Regions from separate parts of the Homo sapiens genome. Here region 2 is linked to region 1. Evidence: read pairs that join two places in POLR2A ChIA-PET (ENCODE). Cell type or tissue: MCF 10A. All regions are shown on one strand. Links, peaks and the distances in the headings refer to the core of each region. The heading gives the core; the rest is flanking DNA. Region 1 overlaps ETS2-AS1 (ETS2 antisense RNA 1). Region 2 has its middle 19 kb from the start of ETS2-AS1.

Evidence for each region. ChIA-PET counts read pairs that join two places held together with the same protein. Peaks named below come from ENCODE experiments on the same cell type or tissue, not always from the same donor. Only the 100,000 strongest peaks of a DNase experiment are listed, where the experiment ranks them.
Region 2: POLR2A ChIA-PET joins it to region 1 with 40 read pairs; 3 of 35 experiments call an interaction of 5 or more read pairs at or near these places.

What each region holds. Positions count from the first base shown.
Region 1 is chr21:38,896,856-38,910,225 of GRCh38, forward strand. ETS2-AS1 (ETS2 antisense RNA 1) reads right to left here. Exons shown (of 4, transcript NR_120405.1): 3 at 5,046-5,110. Among named protein-coding and RNA genes, the nearest start is that of ETS2-AS1, 35 kb to the right of the region's middle. RefSeq lists enhancers at 6,308-7,507, 10,121-10,660. In MCF 10A, for the core only: no CTCF peak of the experiment used is centred there; a DNase peak (open chromatin) is centred at 7,106.
Region 2 is chr21:38,951,776-38,962,534 of GRCh38, forward strand. No RefSeq gene overlaps it. Among named protein-coding and RNA genes, the nearest start is that of ETS2-AS1, 19 kb to the left of the region's middle. In MCF 10A, for the core only: no CTCF peak of the experiment used is centred there; a DNase peak (open chromatin) is centred at 3,876.

The sequences.
Region 1 (13,370 bases), core at 4,217-9,216:
ATTATAAACTAACAACATGGCTGGATAACCTAAACACCCAAGGGATTCAACTCTAAGCACTTTGAATTGAAAAAAAAAACAAAGTAAAGGGACCAGATTAAAAAATAATAATAAACGTACAACAGTCCATTGCTTTTCCATACACCAACATGAAGCAAACAAAAATATACTCTCATTGGTGAAAAAGATTTCATTCTTATTCAGAACATGAAGAAAAAAAAACTATTGAGATACAATACAAACATAATCAACAAACAGAACAAAATGAAATGCTACACAGCCGGTAAAAATCTGTAACAGTAAGTGAAAATCACTCTGGAGAAAAAAATAAAATAAAATAAAAAAACAAACAAAGCCCAGTATCCATGAATATATTCACTATGATTCTTTTTTTATAGACTACAGGTTAGATATAATGTTAGAAAATAAAAACAAAAATAATGGCAAGTAAACCTATGAGATTTTAATAGTAATTATTTTTGTGAGATCAATTTTTAGATCAACCTTATTTTCTGTATGCATTCATGCTATATTATCTACAACAAGCAAGTATTACTTTTGAGATCAGATCAGGAAAGAATTTTAATTTGTTGAGTTGACTTGAGATAAAAAAATTAACCAATAAATTCACTGGCTACATATGATTTTCAAGATTTCTGAATCACCCTGGGGATGAGAGCTTTTCTAAAACATGGGGTTAGCACACAGGAGCCATAGGTCTGAGGCAAAGTTCAAATGGATGAGAATGGAAACGTTGCTCTGGCTTACCCAAGCTGGCCAGTCTGTCTAGAACTAATTTAAGAACATAAAGATGACATCATTGCAGGTGTTCTTTCAAAGTGGAGCACCCATTTATAATGCTTCTGGCTGACAAAATTGGAAAGGAGACAAGGTTTAAAAAGCCTCAGATATTCTTTTTGTCGATGCTCACCATCTTTATCTTCAAATAAAACTATTTATATTTCTTCTGTCTGCCCCTTGGGCTCTGGTTCTTGGTTAAGAAATGTCTCATAAATTTCAGAAGAGGAGGAAAACAGAAGGTGATGGTACAGAACATTCTATTTTCAAGACTATAAATATTTCAACTTCTCGAAGAGATCACCTATCATGAAAACTTCAGATCTTCCTAAGTAAGTCTTATAAAAATTAACTATAAAGTTTATGACAGTTTCCACAATCAAGTACTGTATGCCAGATTGGCTTAAAGCATTTAGAAATGAGCAGCCTGAATGTTGGCAAAAGGTCACATACTGGAAAAGAGTAATGTCCAATTCAAAAAGTGAAAAGTAAGAGACGCTGCCAATCCAAAAATTGAATGCCCAAACTTTACTGAATTCTGTTAATAAAATCAACAAGTTGTTCCACTGTACAGGCAGGGTTACTACTTTATGCTGATAATCCAATAAGTGTTTATTAAGCACCTGCTATTTACAAAGCACTGTGCTGGACGCTGTAGAGAGAATTGATAAAATATCTCAAGGAACTTAGAAGGTAACCAGGGAAAAGGACAAGTACAAAAATAAATAATAGAACTCTTACCAATTAACGTGAGCAACCAAATAACCTGATTTTAAACATGGGCAAAAGAACAGACACTTAACAGAAGAACATGTAGGAATGGTCAGGAAGCACATGACAGGTCGCTCAGCACCATTAGTCATCAGAGAAACGGAAATTAAAACTACATCAAGATGCCATTTCACACCCACTAGAGTCGCTCAAATAAAAATGATTGACAATGCCAAATGTTGGCCAAGATGTAGAGAAACCGGAACTATCTTATATTACTAGGGGAGAGTAATGGTACAATCATGTTAAAAAACTGTTTGGCAATTCTCTTAAAGCTACCCTATTGCCCAGCAATTCCATTTCTAGGTATGAATACTTACCCCAAAGAAATGAAAACCTATGTCTACAGAAAGCGTATGCAAGAATGTTTATAGCTGCTTTATTTACAATAGCCTTCTTCCCCAAAATGACAAATGTCCATCAACAGGAGGATGGGTAAACAAACTGTGGTATAGTCATACAGTAGAATACTATTGAGCAATTAAATAGAACAAGTTACTAATAGGTGCAACAACATGGGCACATCTCAAAAACTCCACTTTGAGAGACAGAAGTCACACACACAAAGAATACATGTTGGAAGAATTCATTTGTTTGAAACTCTAGAACAGGCAAAACTGTTCTATGAGGTTAAAGCTATGGTGATAGAAGTCAAAAAGTGGCTGCCTCCAAGATTGTGGGGGTGGATCAACAATTCACTGGAAAGGGAGAGAAGAGGAAGTTCTGGGGTGGTGGATGTGTTCTGAATCTTGATTGGGATGATGGTTACACAGGTGTACAATTGTCCAAACTTATCAAACTAAGCATGTAAGATCTGTGCATTTTGTTGTACTTAAATTATACTTCATTTTTTAATACTCAGAAAAGGTAAAAATAGAAACAGTAGACATTTGACAGTTGTGAGTTTGCATTGCAAGGACTACAAAATTCCTCAAATTTGTTAATATCACCATAGAACAGGACTTCACAATAAAATGTTCACTTTCGCATGAAAGGGAGGAGGTCAGGGTGAGTATGGGATGATGAAGCCACAGTGACGCCAGATGCCAGGTGAAAACAGGAACCCACCTCTGGGGCCCATTCCTGTAGTGCCTGAGACTCAAAGTTGGGCCTCATAAAAATTGTAACTCATCGCACATCATGAATCTCTACACTAGCTTACAAAGGCTCAAAAGGGAGGATTTTAAATCCAAAAATGTAACTACTGTACAAGATAGAATATTAGAAACATGAGAAGGAAGTTATAATATTTTAAATGAGGTCTAAAATGACAGCTAAATCTCTCCTCCTGAGTAGTAAAACCACATTAACTCATATAGTCACCACTCCTTGTATGAGTCTGGCCCCATCCAAAAGGGGTGGAGTTTAAATTGGTTCTATGATTTGAAACAAACACATGGAAAGCCCTACTGGGATATTTATTAGCTACATTAAGATACACCCCTTAAGAACCTTTAAAAAAACTCTACCATGTTATCTGGTGTAGTTCTGCTCAGGATACCTTGTGGGAATATAAATGACAAAAATTTAAAATTGCCTTAGAAAAGAGTTTTCACATTGCTATGATCCAAATGTTGGTGTCTTCCCAAAATTCATATGTTGGAACTTAATGCCTGATATGGTCTGGCTGTGTCCCCACCCAAATCTCGTCTTGAATTATAGTTCCCATAATTCCCACATGTTGTGGGAGGGACCTGTTGGGAGATAACTGAATCATGAGGGCGGTTTCCCCCAGACTGTTCTCGTGGTAGTGAATAAGTCTCACAAGATATGATGGTTTTATAAGGGGAAACCCCTTTTGCTTGGGTCTCATTCTCTCTTGCCTGCTGCCATGTAAGACGTGACTTTCGCCTTCCACCATGAATGTGAGGCCTCCCCAGCCACGTGGAACTGTGAGTCCATTAAACCTCTTTTTCCTTATAAATTACCCAGTCTCAGGTATATCTTTATCAGCAGGTGGAAATGAACTAATGCAATGCCCAGTGTGATAGTATAAAGAAGTGGGGCCTTTTGGAGGTGATTTGCTCTTGAAGGCTCTGCCCTCATGAATGGGATTAGTGCCCTTATAAAAGAGGCCTGAGAGGGCCTCCTTGCCCTTTTTGCCATGTGAGGACACAGCAACAAGGCAGAGAACAAGTCCTTGCCAGACACAAATCTTCCTTGATCTTGGACTTCCCAACCTCCAGGACTGTGAGCAATAAATTTCTGTTGTTTATAAATTACCTAATCTAAGGTGTTATGCTATAGCAGCCCAAATGGATGAAGACACACATATTAGGCAATAATTATGTCAGTTAAATTTGGTGTGTTTACACCAAACGTCTTCAACATTTTCCCTGCCCTAATATTTGCAAGGAGCACATTAAGTATCTGCCCATTAGCACAGATGCCTCCATAAGGCAGTGGTGTTAAAAGGAGGGGAATGGTGTAAAGATGTTCCCCGGTTGGTGGCAGGGGTAGGGGGTATGATATATAGTTTCCCTCCCCCACCATGAGAATTACTAATTCAATAAGGAATTAAATTAATCAAGTGCCAATATGCTTATTATGGCTTTTGTTTTTGCTTTTGGTTTTTTGCTCAGGTTCGAGGGCATCTTTGATTTTTCTCATTCTTCCCAAGACCTTACATGGTCTGGCCCCCGCATTCCTCCTTTGCCCCAGCCTCCTACTTTCCCCCCTCCCTTAAGACCCAAGCTGCACTGGCCTCCTTGCTATTTCTTGAACATGTCAGATGCTCCTGCCTTAACACCTTTGTGGTGGCTGTTCCACCTGCCTGAACCCCCTTTCCCAGACACCCCAACGACTAACTCCTTTACCTCTTGCAGGCTTTCTCATAAAGGTCATTCTCTTAGAAGGGCCAACCTTGACCATTCCTATTTAAAACTGCAATCTGTCCTCTCACAGGCAAGGCCTATGCCCTCCTTCCTCTCTCTGCACTCCTTTCTTTCCAGTGCACTCATCACCTTTGACATACTGTGACTTTTTTTATCTTATTGTGTTTATTGCCTTATTGTGTTATATGTATTATCTATTATATTATTATCTTTTATTTTTTGTTTATTGCCTGCTCCTCCTGCTACAACATAAGTGCTCCGTGGCAGGTGTCTTTGCTCATTTTACTAACTTCTCTTAAGCACCTACGACTCAACCTGTCACATAGCAGGTGTTCAACAAATGTTTATCAAGTGAATAAATGTATTCTTTTCTATGCTTCTTTAAATAAATACAGCTGACCCTTGAACAATGTCGAGGTTAGGGGTGCTGACCCCACACACAGTCAAAAATCCACATATGACTTTTGACTCTTTCAAACTTAACTACTAATAGCCTACAAGTAGTCTTACCAATAACATGAACAATCAATTGATATGTATTTTGTATGTCATCTATATTATACACTGTATTCTTACAATAAAGTAAGCTAGAGGACAGCAAGTATTATTAAGGAAATCATAAGGAAGAGAAAACATACTTACTATTCAGTAAGTGGGAATGGATCATCATAAAGGTCTTCATCCTTGTCATCTTCATGTTGAGTGGGCTGAGGAAGAGGAGGAGGAAAAGGAGTTGGTCTTGCTGTCTCAAGAGTGGCAGAGGTGAAAAAAATCTGCCTAGAAGTGGACCCACAGAGTTCAAACCTGTGTTGTTCAAGGGTCCACCGTATAACCATGATATTAGCATTGTGAACATTCTCTCTTCGTCTCCTCCTTCCACCTACCCAACTCTCCACTCAGGGGAGATTTATAAGCAAGATTTTGAACACTGAAAATCAAATTAAGTGGTCTGGAAAAGCTGCAATGGCAAACAGGGGAAAACGATTTGGAAAGCAGCCCTTAACCCTACATTTTCCTATCCTGTGAAAGCTGTGAAGAATTGTGCCTACACGAGGCCAATGGCCCCAGCTCTATCCTCTAATCACCTTCTTCTTCTATTTCCCAAATGTAACACTTACCCAGCCAACAAGTAAGGAAATAGATTAGAAAGCTTTTGAGTGACTCTTTTAGTGAACCTGGACCCCAATCAATCAGAAAAGTTACGTGGGATTATGCCATTGGCATTAGTTTTTCATGTATGGTAAATACATGGGTTCGTCTCATTTGAAAGGAATAGGCACATTCGTGTCATCTTAAGAACTGGGGTTTTATGATTTATTTAAGGAGCCATCTAGTAATAAGGTATACAGGGGTAGGACAGAACCTAATGTATTACAGGCTCCATAGAGGATAGACTTGGGAGGTTGTTCAGGACTGAAGCTGGCTCTGGGCTCCTTGTTGGCTTGTTGCCCCATTAACATCAGGAATTCTTGGATCTTCACTATGGCACTCCCATTGGTATGGATCTCCTACTGTCTATTGATTTCTGCTTCTCTCTAGGCATTTTCTTTTTTCTCTTCTTGTACCATCTGACTGACTCCATCCATGTCTCCAGGAGGAAGAATGTGACCATACTTGCTAATTACCATGGTCCACGCTTAGGGCTCTTACCCCATGGCCTCTTGTAGGTCATCAGTCAACCCACAAAGTGGCTGCCTGTGGTTTAGGTAGGACCATTAATCAAGGGGAACACAGCAGGCTTGTGTTTCACCATAATCATAGCCAACCCCTCTTTGAGACTATTCCCCACAGGACCTCTGGGATCGTGTCAAGCTCAATACATTGATCCAGGTACCCAGAACGCCAGTCACTGTGTCTTTGTCCCCACTCAGAACACATTACCCCTGATCTTTTCTTACCAGCATTCTAACCCTCTAGCCTTCATCGTGGGGAAGCGTTGACAGCTTAATACGAAACAGTCTCACCACAAAACAACCTGCTGGTTTCTGGAAACTCCCCAGCTCCCAGACTAAGGCATTCAGGACAATCCAAACTCCCATTTCCACAAATTCCAGAATGGATTTTCATAAGCATCAGGAACACTGAAAGGGCCTGTAGGCTCCACAGGGCACCTACATTTCCTGGGGCTTCCCTCAGAAAGAAGGTGGAGGGTAAATGCGGTGGCCGCGTATAAGGAAAGGAAAATGAAGGTTTTCAAGCCTGCATGAAGCCTAGAAAGTGCCACTGTGTGTAGCCACACCCATAAATATTTTTGCTTTGGTAAAATTACAGGCAGAGGGCCCTGCCAATTCAGAAAACAATCTATTGGCTGCCATTGCCTTGTGTTCCACACTCTGTGCGGTACCCACTGCATAGAGAAAGTCACCTGGAATTAATAGGATTCCTTGATATTTGTTTTCAACAAATACTTCCTGAATGCCTACTATGCACCAAACTCCACAGTCAGGAACAGGCCTAATCCTGTTGGTGTTTTTATTTCAGTCTCAGCTCTGTCAACCTGCTTGAAGCTGCAAGGAATTTGGTGCTCGGGGACAGGCCTCCACAAGTCCAATGAAGTTGGCTGCGTTTCTGATTCACTTCTCTATCCAAGAATAAAAATAGGGGCTGATCTACTCAAACGATCCTGGGAGATTAAAAGATTTTGAAGCCAAAACAAAACCCGAGATAAGCTGCCTACGTGTGCGTGAGGAGGCAAGTCAGTTCCAGGAGCCAGCAGTGTCCGGGAAGGGCTCCCCGCAGCCTGACAGGACTTGTCCCAGCGACCTCTTCCCTCCCGAGGTCCTGTTACCTGTGTGCGTGTCAGGACAAAGCCCTCTGTGCCACTGGCCTCCCTCTCACGTGGTGCTGTCCTGCCCTTTTTTGCTCGGTAATTTCCAGTTAAAGCTCAGCTGTGTGTGTGTGTGTGTGTGTGTGTGTGTGTGTGTTTATGTCTACTCCACTCATCACAAATACCTTTAATAAGCAAATTTACCTCCTCCATTTGCTGAATTTTATGTCTTCTCTATTCCTTGATGAGAATTGAATGGGATCATTCCATGGCTTTGACATTGGTTTCTTGTCCTCTCAAGGGCTCACAGAGCACGGCCCAGAAAGGACTAATGGTGCCGGTGCTGTAGCAGGACCTCCTCTATTTGGGACAGCCTAGCACGTGAAATCCTCTAGGACCCCCAGCCTGCAGTGGGTGGTCAGTGTGTGCAGTGAAAGAGCAGGGATTCCAATGTTGAGCTGAGGTGAATGTAAAGGGGGAAGACCTCTCAGAAGATGCAGGTAGGAACGGGAGCAAGAGTCCCCCTAAGCAATCTTTCCTTCTTTGCCTTCCACCAGATGTTTGCTAAACATCTGGAAGCAAACACCTGGACCACCTGCAACTTGGCAGAGGGAAGGAGCCTGGCCAAGAGAATAAAAAAGGACCAGCCACACTTCACTGTAAGCCATATCCCCAGGCTTCTCATTTCCCCTACCTGGGGAGGCAATGACAATAATAGACTTCAGAAGTTAATTGACTTAATGAGTGGAACTCCTTCAATCCATTGAAGGCCTCAGTAGAACAACAACAACAAAAAGTGGAGGGAGAGAAAATTCTTTCTCTCTGCCTAATTGCTTGAGCTGGGTTATTGTGTTCTCCTGCCCTCAGACTGCGACTTACACCTTTGGTTCTCCAGTTTCATTTCTGTGGACTTGGACTAGAACTCATACCATCAGTTCTGGTTCTCAGGCCTTCAGAATCAAACTGGAACGGCACCAGCAGCCTTCCTGGGTCTCCAGCTTGCAGACAGCAGACTGTGGAACTTCTCAGCCTCCATAATCACATGAGTCAATTCCTTATAATAAACCTCTCTCTCTCTCGACAGGTAGATAGAAAGATAGATAGATAGATAGATAGACAGATAGATAGATAGATCCCTTTACAGCAGGTGGCAGCTAAGGAGGATCTTCCTAGTGGAGGCTGCATGAACATAAAGGGCAGCCCTAGTGCTGGATCCTGGCCCTTGCAGGTGAGACGGCTCTGATGAGCAGAGGAACACCAGGGTTCTCCGTCTCCAAATTAGATAAAATGACCTGGACATACATGGAGTGGTTTTAAGAAGCAGAGAGTTTAACAGGCAAGAAAGAAGGGAGAAGAAAGAAGGAAGAAGCTCCCCTGTTACAGACACAGAGGAATGGGGAGCTCCAAAGCCAAGAGAGAAGACCCCCTGTGCCACGGAAAAGTGGCTGCTTATATAAATAGGCTGGAGGAGGTGATGTCTGATTTGCATAGGGCTCAGGGGATTGGTTCCACCAGGCATGTCACTCACGTAGCCTGCAGAAAAAACTGGCCCTCCCACCCTAGTCTTTTAATATGCAAATACAGGGCACCATGATGTTCTACACACATGGGGATATGTGGGGGTGGCCATGTTGATGATAAGCACCCCTCCCCTCCCACCTCCCGCACACCCCCACCCCCCGCACCCCCCCACCCCATCTCCCCTACCCCCCCCCGAGAAAGCACACCTATCCTGTTTGGGTTTACCGCTTCTCAATCAACCACACGGGAGCGTGGGAAGACAACTCACAAACCTCTTTGTGTTTTTTTCAGGTTTTGAAGAGCGAGCTATAAGCTATATCGTTTTGCTTTGGAAAGACACTGGATTTAGAACCAGCTGCAGTCCTTTAACAACCTCTCTGACCCTCATTATCCATGTGGCCTTTGGCAACCTCTGTGAGCCTCAGTTTTCTTGTCTTCCCCCGCTATGGGGATGTCAGAGGCAACTCCAGGCGGTAACACACTGGAAAATGCTGCAAGTCCACAGTACTGGGTGGAGAGAAATTTATTGTTATTATTGTTGTTCTCTTTCACCCCAAATGGACAGCTTGATCTTTCCCTTAGGGAAACGCTTTCAAATAAAGTGATTATGTTTTGGAGACCTAGCAAAATGGATTTGGATAACTTCCATCAGGAGGGAGGAAGAGAGCCGGTGGCCTTTTGTTATGAGACCACAGGTAACCAAATGTTTGAAGGAAGGCGCCACGGAAGCCCCCTACCCCGCACACAGCTCTGGTTATCCACAAAGCCCCCACAAATGCTCACTGGTGGCCTGTACCGCTAAGAGCTTCTGTGCTGGCCCTCCCTAGCTGTCTGCCCTTTTTTTTTTTTTTTTTTTTTTTTGAGACGAAGTCTTGCTCTGTCGCCCAGGCTGGAGTGCAGTGGCGCGATCTCGGCTCCCTGCAAGCTCCACCTCCCGGGTTCACGCCATTCTCCTGCCTCAGCCTCCCGAGTAGCTGGGACTACAGGCGCCCGCTACCACGCCCGGCTAATTTTTGTATTTTTAGTAGAGACAGGGTTTCACCATGTTAGCCAGGATGGTCTCAATCTCCTGACCTCATGATCCGCCCGCCTCGGCCTCCCAAAGTGCTGGGATTACAGGCGTGAGCCACCGCGCCCCACCGCGTCTGCCATTCTGCTGAGATATCTATGTGCCTCATCACACAAAACCCCACCGTAGCCCTGAGCGGTCCTGGGTGCATAAATGCCCCGCTTACTTGGGAAGACGCATCTTGGTGGGGTAAGGCCTTTTCCACTTCCCCATGGCCAGGAAGACAAAGGACTAGGCCCAGAAGCCCCCGTGCCTAACATGGTGCCGTGCTGCCACTCATGAAGGCATCAGAGCATGCATGCCCTCACTGCACAGGTGGGGACCCAGAGCCCCCAAGAGGAGAAACGATTTGCCCAGGCCACCCTGGCAATCAGTGACCTGAGACCAGTTCCTACTCCTAGATCAAGGTCCCTTGGCTACTCAGACCTTCTCAAGAAGAAATTCTTGTTCAAATGGACTTTTCCCAAGTGCAGCCTGCTGTGTGCTCCAGGGCAGCCCTCCCACGGTGATTGGTTAACCCCGGGCTCTTCGTGTCAGGTGATTTACCCCACAGCCAGCTAATCTCACCTTTCCTAGACTCTCCCTTTCTTGGCCCACGTGCTGCCCGAGTGACACACTCAGTGCTGTAAATGAGGATGTCACGGTGTGTTCTCAGGTTTTACTGGAAGTGCAGCCCTTAACAAACAGTCTAGTAAACAGCCAGCCCAGGCAGTGCACACGTCAGCAGCCCTGCTCCAGGGCTCCAACGTCAGCAAAGGCGGGGCCCAGGCCTGGAAGCCAAAGCCCTTTCCAGCACCCCTCCTGTCACTGGGCCAGCCCCGCCTGCCTGCTGACTTCTGGAGCTCCCACACTCAAAACTGGGATCTGGGAGTTGTGCTCCCAGGCGACCACATTCCCTTCAGGGGTTGTGCAGAAAAACTGAACCAGAATATGGATAAAGATGCAGAAAATTGAGACTCTAAACTGAAATTGCATGAATGGCAGCCGGAACGTTTATTTCGTGCCTCAGTAACACAGGTCTCCTGTCTACACTGGTCCCATTTAAGATCTCCTTGCTAACTCATGACAAGTAAGAATGGTTTGCTTGTAAAAATCACAGTTCAGCAACAGTCCATAGGAGGACTAAATAATTTATTGAAAGAAAGAAGTGAAAACTCTTCAATAGAAATGTGAGGATGGGCACTCAAATTGGCTTCTTTAAAATATCAGCGAGAACGAAAATGATGACACTTAAGCACCGAAGCTACTACAATGTTTTGATAAGGGGTGAAAGGAGCCTTCTCCCTTTTATCAAAAAGTTCCCCATCTGTCGGCCCTGCAGAGGATCATGCTGATGGGAAACGGGCTACTAAGTAGGACCTGAAAGTGAATGTTGTCCTGAGTTCCAAATCAAACCACCAACAATAAATAACAAGTAATCATAACAATTACTATTGATTTAGCCTTGTTGAGACTCAGAAACCAATACCCCAAAATAGAGGGTTTTAACATGTCGAATTGAGGAAGCCTCAAGGTCTCTCTGACCTTCCCCTATACACACCGTCTTTCCCAAAGAAGCTGAAGTTTCTTTATCTGCCTAAGATCCAGACCTTCCAAGGAGAGCAATTATTCTTTCTTCCCCTTCCCACTTATCTTCTTATCTATGGCAGAAAAGAAGACCAAGGTGTGACCTGACCCGAGAAGACTCCAAGTATCATCTGAATTCCAAAGAAAGCTACTTACAAGGTTATTTCTGTTCTCCCATCCAATCATTCTCCCTGGCAATCATTTATTGCCCCTCAATCGAATTCCTCTTCTTCCCATTCCCATAACCTGTTTTACCGGAATCCAAACCCCCATACGTTCTGTAACCCCACAATGGTACATAAGTTTCTGTAACTCATTGGGAAGTTGGGGCTTCATTCTGAAGGCTTCTGTGCATACACGTTAAATAAGTTTTATGCCTTTTCTCCCATTAATCCATCTGCCTTATGCCTCTCAGCAGAACTTTAGGGGTCAAGAGCCTGTGGCCCCTACAGCCTTAACCCACTAAAATGTAAGTACTCAGAAGGCAAGGACTCTGTCTTGTTCCCAAAGGGGATCTCTAGCCCAAGACAGGCCTTGGCACGTGGCAGCTCAGTGCATGTTTTGAACAGGCGAGTGCATGCATGATGTTGTTCTGCCAGACACTGTATTTCACACTATGTGTCATTATTAAGTCTTTTATGCCCCATGAAACAGATGTGCTTCCTGTTTTATAGATGCAGAAAGGGAGGCTTGGGGAGGTTAGGAAACTTGTCCAAGGGTTCTCAGCTGTATAGTGGGAGCGCTTGGCTAGGCAGCATGGCCAGTCTCCTTCCAGAGCTTATGCAATTAACCATGGCATCAACCTCCCCTCCCTACATGCTACCATCTTCAGCCTAGGTCTCTGGACAGGTCCATGGGTCCCTAAGTCCTCTCTTTGATTGGGAAGGGGATCCCAGCACCCCTGGAATTGCATGCACAATGGCATGTGTCTGGGCTTATGGAGGCTGTGCTGGAGAGAGGGCCCATGGCCTTCAGATTTTCAGAGAAACCTGGGATCAAAAAAAGTTTGAGAATCACTGTCCTGGTTTCAGCACTGAAAATCCCACATCCTGGGATGCCTGCTGTTGGTAGCAGGCAGCATAGAGTCCCCAGAGGAGAAGATTGAGTTTACATTCCTGGCGGTTCTCCTATCTCAGCAGGAGGGAAAAGGCTATGGGAGGTGGGAACAGGGCACAAAGCTCAGAAATGGACTGGGGAAAGGCTGAGGAGGAAGTCCTGGGACAGAATGAGGTGATTGTGACAGCAGCGCTTCAACGTTCGGGGCAGAGGTTCCAACGCCAGATCCCTGCCGAAGGTACCTGCCTTCCCGCTTTCTCTTTAGTTGACGCCACTGTTTCTGGGACAAGTTGAGGAAGGAGCACCAGGCAGTAGAGGTTTCTGAGGAGTGAAAGCGTGGTCAGGAAGACCCCCTCACCCAAAATTCTGTGCTGATGTCTGTTTAGGCGAGTACCTAGGCCATGCGGGGTGATGACATCTGATATTGTGCTGGCATCATCCATAGTTCATGACCAATTCTCCCTCCCTCAACCACTGGGTGGTCCCTGGGGTGGGGGTCCCCAGGAACCCCCAAGAACAGGCCCCCTTGCAGACCAGCAGTTCTGGACAGGTCAGACTCTGAGGCCCACAGTGAGTAGCTTGCAAGAACATCCTGAAAGTGTCCCAAAGCCAATAGAGTGTCCCAAAGCCAACAGAGTCAGGAACATGAACTGTGTGTTTGATGCTCAGAACTGCATTCTGAGCGAGATATCTGGAGTGTGCTCCGGGGCCAAGTTCTCCCGTGACAGATGAGGGGATGGGGCTCTGAGATCACCCAGGTCGCTGCTACAGCTCCAGTCTGGCAACTGGAATTGATCAGCATTTACAGCTAGCTCCAGCCTGCTAAATCAAGAAAGTGAGGAAGGGCTGGCCTGACACATTTCCTTCACAGGCTCAACAATGGCTAGAACCTCCCAGGAGAGCCTGGGCTTCCTTGAGCCATATACCGTGGCAGCCCTATGGCCGGCACCGGCGTGAGTCAGTTTTTGAGATTACAAGGGGGTTGCTG
Region 2 (10,759 bases), core at 1,446-6,445, 52 kb after region 1:
AGGTGATGCTGAAAAATGACACATGGCCGATTCCCAAAGAAATGATAGAATTTCCCATCTAGCAAAGATACCAGAAAGCTGAACTCACCTTTCATCATTTTTAAAAAAGGATAACGTCTTTGGGAAGCTTTTCTTCCCATGAAATCTTACTGCCTTCCCAGGGTATCACATATTTAAAGTACAGCTGTGCTCATCGAAGGAGAGAGAGGACAGGGGAAGGTAAAACCTTTCTCCTGCCCTGTAGGGGCCTCTCCCCAGAATTCCTCAGGACCCACAGAGGAAAGCTGAAATGCTTGGATTTAATACAATGCCCCATTTTTTTTAACTGAGCTGAACATAAAATTAAGCATTTTAAAAGGAAAGATTCGGTACATTCACAACATTGTGTGACCACCACCTCTATCTAGTTGCAAAACATTTTCATCAACCCCAATAAGCACCAAACCCATTAAGCAATCAATCTCCAGTCCCTCCTCCCTTTACCCCATAGCACCACCAATTTGCTTCCTGTGGGTACAGGTTTACCTATTCTAGTATTTCATATCAATGGAATCGGACAATATGTGCCTTTTTAGATCTGTCATCTTTCACTTAGCATAATGTTTTCAAGGTCCATCCACACTGTAGCACATATCAGGAGGTATTCCTTTTTATGGCTGAATAATAATCTATTGTAGGGAGACATTCGTCTCCCCATTGATGGACATTGGGGTTGTTTCCACCACCTTTTGGCTACTGCGAATTACTGTGTCTCTGAGCATTAGTGTGTAAGCACTTGAGTTTCTGTCTACAGTTCTTTTGGGTATATACCTCCATGCTCCAATGCTATAGATGAAGAACCAGGCCACAAAAGATCTAGTGACTTGGCTAGGCTTACTCAGCAAGCTCATGGCTATGCTGGACCCCAGGTCACCGAGTACCTGCTCCAGCTTCTACTGAACCCCAACATTCCATGAGAGCTTGGACTTGGCCCCACCTCTCCACTTATGGCAATGCCAGTTCCCTGGCTGGGAAAGCCCTCTCTGGTTTTCTTTCCCTTCCAAATCTTCCCACTCAGATCTCAGCACTCTATCCTCCTTCCCCACAAGGTGTTCCCTGACCACCCACAGCCCTTCCACTTCTTCCTCTAATTTCCAGTCTTATGATAATCTAATTATAAGTCCACATGGCACACAGTGTGTTTCACGGGTAATTTGGTGACTTGTGTTGACAGTAAGATATTTGAGGACAGGAGCTTAGCAAATCTTTATGACAGATTAAATACATGGGCAGAGGCTTGCAGAGCCAGATGGGTGACTTCATCTGGTCTGCTGGCATCCACTTTGGCTGACATGACTAGCAATGTTACAGTCACTATACAGTTGACATGACGACATTCAACAACACCAAAAGGTCTAAACAGTGCTTTAGATCCCCTGGCTGGTGATGTTCACAGCAGCGAAGTCACCAGGAATATGCAAAGACACAACAAGCCTTGTCAACACCACCTTGCCACAGCTGGAGCCACTAAATATGTGGACAGAGTCCTGGCCCAAGAGTATAGCCCAGGAGAGGAATGGACATCCCTCTCCCCACCTTTGAGTAGAAAATGACCAGTGAGCCTGGCACGATGGCTCATGCTTGTAATCCCAGAACTTTGGGAGGCCATGGTGGGCGGTTAACCTGAGGTCAGGAGTTTGAGACCAGCCTGGCCAACATGGTGAAACCCTGTCTCTACTAAAAAATACAAAAATTAGCCAGGCATGGTGGCAGGTGCCTGTAATCCCAGCTACTCAGGCGGCTGAGGCAGGAAAATTGCTTGAACCTGCAAGGCGGAGGTTGCAGTCAGCCAACATTGTGCCATTGCACTCCAGCTGGGGCAACAGAGCGAGACTCCATCTCAAAAAAAAAGAAAACAAGAAAATGACCAGTGAAGGCAACACAAAAGGGATCAATGACGTCATCAATTACAGGATCATGCTCGATTATCTAAAACTCAGTTTGCCCTGTTGTAGGACTTGATCTTTCATAGAGATTGTTATTACAGAAGTACTTTAAGGACTTTAGAAATATGCCAGTAAAACACACACTTTTTTTAAAATTCATTCCAGAGATTTCCATTCCCCAATGAGGTCCTCATCAGAGTCATCAAAGGAGCAGCACATCCAAGAAAGTCCAAAAGAGATAGACTTTTTTTTAATGATGCATTAGAAAACCTGACCCCAACCCCTGCCTTTCTTTGTCTACTTTATCACATTTGTAGGTTTAGAAAAGTTTGTCTTTCAGTCTCAAAACTTTTGGAAAAAATAATGTCCCACTGTCTTTCATATCAAAAAGAAACGACAAGTGTGTTGATCGTACAGAGCCAATCTCCTCTTCACATAATGAATAAAGAGAAGTTTCCATTCATTTGGCCACAAAACAGGTCATTTTCTTCAAAATGTACACACTAAAACAATAAATTAAACACTTATGCTTCCAAGGGAGAATAGAAAGATAAGAGCAGGAGACATATGTGTGTCTTGATGGTGGGTGCCGGTGTATCCTGGGAGCTTAACCCTCACTGCAGATTTAATATTCACAAAAGCCCATTGAGGTGGGTACTATCATCTCTGTCTAACGGTGAGAAGATCAAGAAACTAAGGCTTGGGGAGAATAAGTCATGAACACCAACTTCCCATGTTAGGAACGGTGGGTTCAGGGTAGAAATCTCAAAGTTCAGCTTTTCCCACCACACTTGAAAGGAATTAGTAGAAATTAATGGCTTTACAGACCTCACAGCCACCAGTTTTTTGCTGTGGGACCTCCCCTGTGTCTGTCCTCTCCACATGTCTTGTGTCAGGCCCTGGAGAAGCACAGGGTGCCGCTACCTCTTCACCTGCTGAGCAAACCCTGTCATTGAAGCAACCAGGTGCTCACACGTGTTGTGAACACAAGACTCCAATAAGGGGACACCTGTGTGTATCCAATTTTCTACCAGCAGCAGCTTATCCACTGGGCATGAAAGGGAGGAAAACTACTCAGCCAGTCATTAGGTAAATACTCACTGCTTATCTCAATGCAAAAAAACAAGCACCCTTCTGCAGGAGTAAAAGGAAGTGTGGAAAGGTGAAGAGAGCAAGGGGCAGGAAGCAGACAGTTCAGAATCAGGAGCCTTCTCTGCTTGTGTGGACAAGCTACTCACACTCTCTTAGCCTCGACTTTCCTATCTGTGAGTGGGACTGGCAATCAAACCACACTACTATAAAAAGGATACGTTTGCCCAAAATAGCCAACAGGTGGAAGCAAACAGGCGAATAGATAAACAAAATGTGGTCTCTACATACAATGCAATATTATTCAGCCTTAAAAAGGAAAGCGCTTCTGACACAGGCTACACCATGGATAGTCCTTGACGGCATATTGCCGAGTGAAATGAGCTAGTCACAAAAAGACAAATACTGTATGATTTCAACTTACATGAGGCACCTGGAGGAATGAAGTCCATAGAGACAGAAAGTAGAATGGTGTTTGCCAGGGGCTGTAGGGAATGGGGAGTTAGGGTTTCACGCATAGCAAATTTCACTTTTGCAAGACAGAAACAGGCCTGGAGATGGATAGTGGGGATCGTTGCACAGCAGTGTGAATGTACCTAGTATCATAGAACTCTCCGTAAAAATGGTTAAGTTGGAACATTTTACATTATGTGTACTTTACCACAATGGAAATTAATAATGCTAAAAAAATAACATGTTTGCCATGATTCTGTCACTGTTGCTGAGGAGAAAAGAAACGCCTTGTACTGTGGACCCAATCAACTCAAATTAGAATCTCTTGGGATGGTGCCCAAGCACAGGCATGTTCTAGAGGCTCTATCACACCCACGCCAGAGCTGAGCATCACCCAACGAGCCGAGTGCTCAGGTCACGTTAGTGACTCATGTCCCTCAGCCTGACACTTACTCATGTTGCTGCAAAACAGCAGGATACATTGGGAGCACCCAGGCATCTGTGTGCATTGAATTAACTTTTATTTAGCTCAACTCAAGAAACATTTCTTGCCTACCAACAGGGCTGGCATCACAGGCACCTGCAGGTAGTGCCACAGCGGGCGCCCTCAGAAGGCCCTGCTCGTGGTTTAATGCTCAGTGGCTGCCATTTTGAAATTCTTAACGATTTTTGAACAAGGAGTCCTGCATTTTCCTTTTGTACTGTGGGCCCTGCAAATTGTGTATTTGATTCTGCCTACAAAACCAGATCCTGTTCTAGGCCTGGAGAAGCCAGAGATAAAAGGCAAAGTGGCTATGGAGAGGCCATAGGCTGCAGAATGCCCAGGGCAAGCTGAGGCCAACCCCATCAGGACCTCCTGGTCCACCACTCACCCCACCCCCTTCGCCTGGAGAGCCAGACATGGATTTGCCTGCAGAGGAGGGAGGAGGAGAACCCCTGACTGTGGGTGGATATAAACAAGCTCATGACGAGTGATAAGTAACATATGCAACAGGAACAATGATGCAAAACATCGGTGCACGTTGGGCTTTAGGACAGGGCAAAACTATACACAAAGCAGGCATCTAAGAAGCTAAGTTCTGAGTTCTCAGCTCACCCCATGCTCACTCTTCTTGCCAGCATTCATGGAACATCCACCATCGTGCACCGGAGTCCCCACAGCTTCCAGTCTCAATAAGCCATGGCCGCAAATAAGCACCACCAACCACTTACTGAAAGCTTCCTTCGTGCCAGGCACTGTGCTGAGTGCTTTATATAAGCAGCCGCAAGTGCTTCCCATCATGGCTTCCTAGCTGGCTATTAATTGAACTGTTTTACAGATGAGGACCAGGAATGATCAGAGAAACCAAGGAACTTTCCCAAGATTACGTAGCCAGTTAGCAGGTGATCAGATGTGAACTTGGGTCTTTTGCTTTGAAATCTGTAACTTTGCCCTTCAATGTAAAATACCCTTAGGTTGAACCACATGCAGTTGGTGTTTGGCCGAATATTGTCAATTTCATCAGGCAGCGTGTGATGCAGCTGAAACTGAGACCATCCATAAGCCCTGTGGGAGGCCAGTGAACCCACAGATAAATCCAGATCACTCCCTGTTCTGTAAATCAGCGTGCCGGGCAAACAGCTCTCTTAAGCAGGGAAATGAAGGGAATAAAGAACAAACAAGTGGGAAGCTCTGTAAGAACAATATCCTGTGAGCAAGCTGAATGAAAGCACCTGCCTTCCTCCCTCAGCCCAAGCCAGCTTGCTTAATAAATTAGATTGCTTGTTTGTTAGAAGCACCTTTTTAAAAGGTGAGTGTAGACAGCTGCTCTCCAGATAATGACACTAAGCAGAGCTGTTGCTACCAAGCCACGCTAGAGATAAGGCTGCTTTCCCAGAAATACATTTCGGGGCAGGGCAAATTGAAAGTGTGTACTTCTCAGGTAATAGGTAATAAACATTCCGTTTTGGAGCTTTCTATATTGAGCTTCTGCACCTGGTCGCTGGAAGGCTATGGTGTCAGCACCAAGCCTGCAGATTGCTTTGTATATCAGCCACCCCTGTTTTTCCCCAGTAAAATACCACTCCCGGCTTGGCCGCCAGCTCCTTCCTCTTTCTTGGTGGAAATCTACTGCTTTCTTAAACTGGTGCATGGAAAATTACATGGTCAGCGCCACACTCGGGGCTAGAAAAGCACACATCCCACAGTGATTTCAAATGATCCAGCCTTTCATCATTAAAAAATAAATTCTGTGGGCGAGGAGAAAAGAATCGTGAGGCCCCTAAGCAGGTGACTCATTTCAGACAGAAATGCCAAAGCCATTTCTGAACAGATGGGTTGACAGGACACTTAGCAAATGCTGCTTTTAATTCTTTCTTGCACTCATTCATTCATTCAACAAATATTCCCCCAGGCTTATGGAGCATGGGGCACCACTGTAGGCACTGGGGAAGTAGCTGCCAAATACAAAATAAAACCCAAAAAATCCCTTCTTCCCTGGAGCTTCCACTCTACAGGTGGAGACAGAGAGGAAACAGATAAGGAAACTCTAAGAGTTATGGGGTAAAGACAGCTGGGGGGGCGGTGCGGGTGGAGGGGTTGCCTTGGTGGAAAGGTGATCTTAGAGCAAACAGGGAGAGAAGGTGCAGAGGGAGCTCTGTGGTTACCTGGGGGGAAAATGGTCCTTCTACGCAGAGGGAGTGGGAAGGGCCTAGGGGGAAGTAGGGCCAGCTTGATCCTGGGAGCCGTGTGGCTGTGGGCATGGAGTAAATGGGGACGAGCAGGTGAGAGGTGAGGCAGGTACACTGAGGCCAGGTGGCCACCAGGAGCACCTTGACTTTGCCTCTGAGTGGGATGGCACTCACTGCTCTGTGCAAAGGAAAGTCATGACTGGACTTGCTTTTTGCCAGACACACTTTGAGGCCAAGAGGGAGCAGGGAGAGGAATGTTGACATCATTGAGGTGTAGGATGATGGAGTAAGAGATGGACATGGTGGAGTGGGAGCAGAGGCCAGGGTCTAGCTAGGTGTCAATGGGGATGTTACTGACAGAAAGACTCTACGATTCCTCCAGGTGGGGCATACCCTCAACATCAGCCCATGGATGGATGTTCCCAGACCCCAGGAGTCTCACCATAAATTCTCCCTGGGACAGACTGTGGGTGGCAGTGGTCGCCATCTGTCCTTGGCTGACAGGTGCCCAGAGCTGTGGCAGTGTCATTCCCAGCAGCCCCAGGATTAGGCTGTTATCTCTGTTTACCAACAGGAAGAGACACTCGGTGGAGGATTCAAGCTGATACAGGAGCCGTGGATTGCCACCTGCCTCTTCTCCTATGCCTGTCATGAGTACACACACCAGTCCTGTCTGCTGGCCAAGCCCCCTTGCTCCCAGGTGGGAGAACAATGTGTAGAAGCACAAATTATAAACTGATTCTTGTGTTCTCTAAAGACAGTCTGTTTTTCAGATCATGATTAGGAATGAGTAAACGGTAAGTCTCAAAGTTTTCAGGGGCTTATTATACAGGGCCTATCAGAGTAAAAATAGAAATTACAACAGCCCAACATGGAAGAAAGTTTTCCTTCCTCACTCCCAAACTTCAAACAGAGTCCGAGGGTTAGGATGTGGGCGTAGCTTTTTGGGGGGCCACAATTCAACCCATTCCAGCTAACTTGATTGAGTATTGATGCCTTTTAAACAAGCAATGGAGTGATCATCGGAGATGAAGAAGCAATTTAAGCTCAACCCTCAAATGCAAACCCTTCCAAAGCAAACATCCTAGGAGGTGCTACTTGAGTTAACCTCGGAGATGATTAACCTGGGTTTTGCACCACTGCCCTGAGCCATTTTCCACAGAACAGAACAGAACAGAATTCTTTATTATGTTTCTCAAGATGCTACTTTTCTACACTGCAGTTATTTCAGGCATGACTCATGTTAAAATGAGTGTGATAAGATTTCTTGGTAAAACCCCTGGGAGGCTTTGAGTAGAGAGTTTTTAACAGTAGCTACCCCAAGCAAGGCAGCTGGAGTGGGTTGAATGGTTCCTCCCCAAAAGATCATCCCTGTCCTAACCCTTGGACTCTGACTGTGACCTTATTTGGAAAAAGAGAGTTTACAGATGTAACTAAGTTTGAGATCTCAAAATGAGGTCACCCTGGATTACACAATGGGCCCTAAAGTCAATTACAGGCATCCTTATAAGAGACAGCAGAGAAGACACAGACACAGAGGGGAAGGCCATGTGAAGGCAGAGAATGGAGTGACGCAGCCACAAACCAAGCAATGCCTGGAGCCACCAGAAGCTGGAAGAGGCAAGGAAGGGACTCTTCTTCAGAGGGAGCAGGGCCCTGCCCACACCTTAGCTTCAGACTTCTAGCCTCCAGAACTGGGAGAGAAGAAATGTCTGTTGTTTGAAGCCACCCAGCTGTGGCACTTTATTACGGCAGCACGGGAAATGCATACAGCCTCCAAAAGAGAACGAAGCCCTTCTGAGAGCTTGATTCCAGACATGCAAGACCCTGAGCCCACCGCGCCTGGGTTTCTGCCTACAGAACTGTGAGATAATCCATGGTTGTTTTACGCCACTCCAATTGCAATAAGACAGTGAGGATGTCATGTGAGTGACCAGCAAGGCATGTGGCCCAACCAGACAGCCAGGGAAGGCCTTTAACGAGTAACTTGAGGCTGAGAGTGAGGTGGTGAGTTGTGGAGAAAGTCCCAGCTCAGGGTTCACTGTGGACCAACAGCTCTTTACTGTGGGGTACTACCTTCCTGGAGAATTTCCTGGAGAGTATAAGGCCTGACGTGGGCCTTCAAATATCTCAACAAGAACAATAAATCCCTCCAGAAAACCATATTACTCCACTTTCTTTCCAAAGGAAATTCAAGTCTGTTGAAATGCTTGCTCTAAAACAGTTTCCAGTGATATTAAACAAATTCGTGGCTCTCAGAATACCTTGGGTGATGATCAATAAGAGTTGTATGTGCTTTACATGCTGATAATCACACCTAACCCACAGCATTTGTCTGATGCCTAAGTGGGCTCAGATTTGCCCAAGGCTCTGGTCCAAGGACCTCTGAGGGACACAGCCTCGTCACTCAGACAGGAGAGCCCAACTCAGTGACAAACAAAGGCCAAGGGATTCTGCACATGAAGACAAAACAGAGTCTTCCTTCTCAACTAGAGAATGGCTTATCTAAGAAAAAAATCAACTGGAGAGAAAAAAAAAGTGAGGATGTCAGCATTTAACAGGAATCTTGAAACTTTGACAGGAAGGGTGACCCTTTTCGGTCAATCTGAAATGTATGCAGACAGGTCACAGATATATTCCAAATACATTTTTTTAATTGCTAAATATGTTTAAAGAAGATTTTTAAAATAAAACTCAATGGACCAGTTTATACACTGCAAATTCATTACATTTTTCCAACCACGCAGAGCTAGGCTTAAACTCAACTATACTGAAGGTTAAACTCAACTATTACCAGTGTTATTCTATCCCAAAGAATGAGCCAGGTCTAAGCTGATGTTTCCTCCTGTTGTGACAATAAGAACTTTCCCCATTGTCTTCCACCTTTCCCCTTCTCGCTCCATTTCCACCTCTCCATCGCGCAGGGAAGGCAGATTAGAGTTCACTAGAAACACAATACCTGAAACATAAAGGCCTCACACCTACCCGCCTAGGAGTACAGCTCAGATGATCTTTCTAATAAGGAGTGGCAATGGAGCTTGCAGGCCGAAGAAACTATAACTTGGGTGTGATTGACAAGAGCTTAGGCTAACACATGCCTGCTTCTATAATTATATTGTTTGTCTAGAGAGAAAAAACAAAAAAACAATAAATCATCCAGCGGTGCATGACTGGCTTAGTTCTCTGTCTCTCTCTCACTGGGAAACTCACGATGAAGTTCTTCCAGGAAGAGGTTGCAACCCCACCTGCCCACCATTCTCCATGACACCTGTCACTGACCAAGATGCAAGAAACACATGGGCCCCTGCAAAATCTCTCGATTCATTTTACTGTTTCTTGGTGAACTGACTTGTATTATCTCCCTTTTCGCTACCCTTATTAGTTTCCTACAAACCACTACAAGTTAGCAGCTTAAAACCACACATGGCGGGGCGTGGTGGCTCACGCCTGTGATCCCAGCACTTTGGGAGGCCAAGGTAGGCGGATCACGAGGTCAGGAGTTGGAGGCCAGCCTGGCCAACATGGTGAAACCCCGTCTCTATTAAAAATACAAAAATTAGCCGGGCGTGGTGGCACGCTCCTGTGGTCCCAGTTACTCAGGAGGCTGAGGCAGAAGAATCGCTTGAACCCAGGAGGCGGAGGTTGCAGTGAGCCAAGATTGCACCACTGCACTCCAGCCTGGGTGACAGAGCAAGACTCCATCTCAAAAAAAAAAAAACAAAAAAAACATGTACTATCCTACAGCTCTGGAGGCTGAAAGCTCAAAAATCAGCCTCACTGGGCTAAAATTATGGTGTTGGCAGCGCTGGTTCCTTCCGGAGGCTTTAACGGTGAATTGTTCCTTTGCCTTTCCAGCTTCCAGAGGCTGCCCACGTTCCTTGGCTCATGGCCCCTTCGTCCATCTTTAAAGGCAGCAGCAAAACCCAAGTTTTCTCCACCTTCTCTCCCTCCTTCCATCATCACATCACCTTTTCTGACTTGGACGCACCCAAGTCCCCCTCATAAAGTCCCTGTGATTACACTGGGCCCACCCAGATCACCCAAGACCATCTTCCCCCCTCAAGATCCTTCACACAATCACGTCTGCAAAGTCCCTTCTGCTGTGTCAGGTGACACATTTGCAGCTTTTGGGAACATTACTTCCTCTCCCACTGCATTTTGGCGAGCACAAAGCTGAGACATCTCACAAGAGTGATCCCTGATCTGGGATTTGAGAAGTATGGTCACTAGAAATCAGACAGAAATCTGCCCACCTGCACTGTGGGTGTCATCCCACTATTTAAACACCAGCTAAAAAGCTCTAGGGTGTCTGCAGATGCCATCAGCCCAACTTCAATAATGACCATATCTATGTGGGCCTGTGTGCTTACCCACTGCAAATCTAAACAGCTGTCACCAAAACATCCCAGATCCATCCCCTCTCTCTGCCCTACTGCTCCCCCTGGTCCAAGACACCACAGTCTCTCCTGGGGACACCTACAGCAGCTGCCTGAACAACCTTCCCACTTCCTGCTGGGCATCCTGTAGCCCCTGGCCCATGCAGCAGCCTGTGGCCTCCCCAGAAGGTATACCCAGTCCCATCAGTTCCAGCTCAGAAGCCCCCACTGGCTTCCCAGAACATA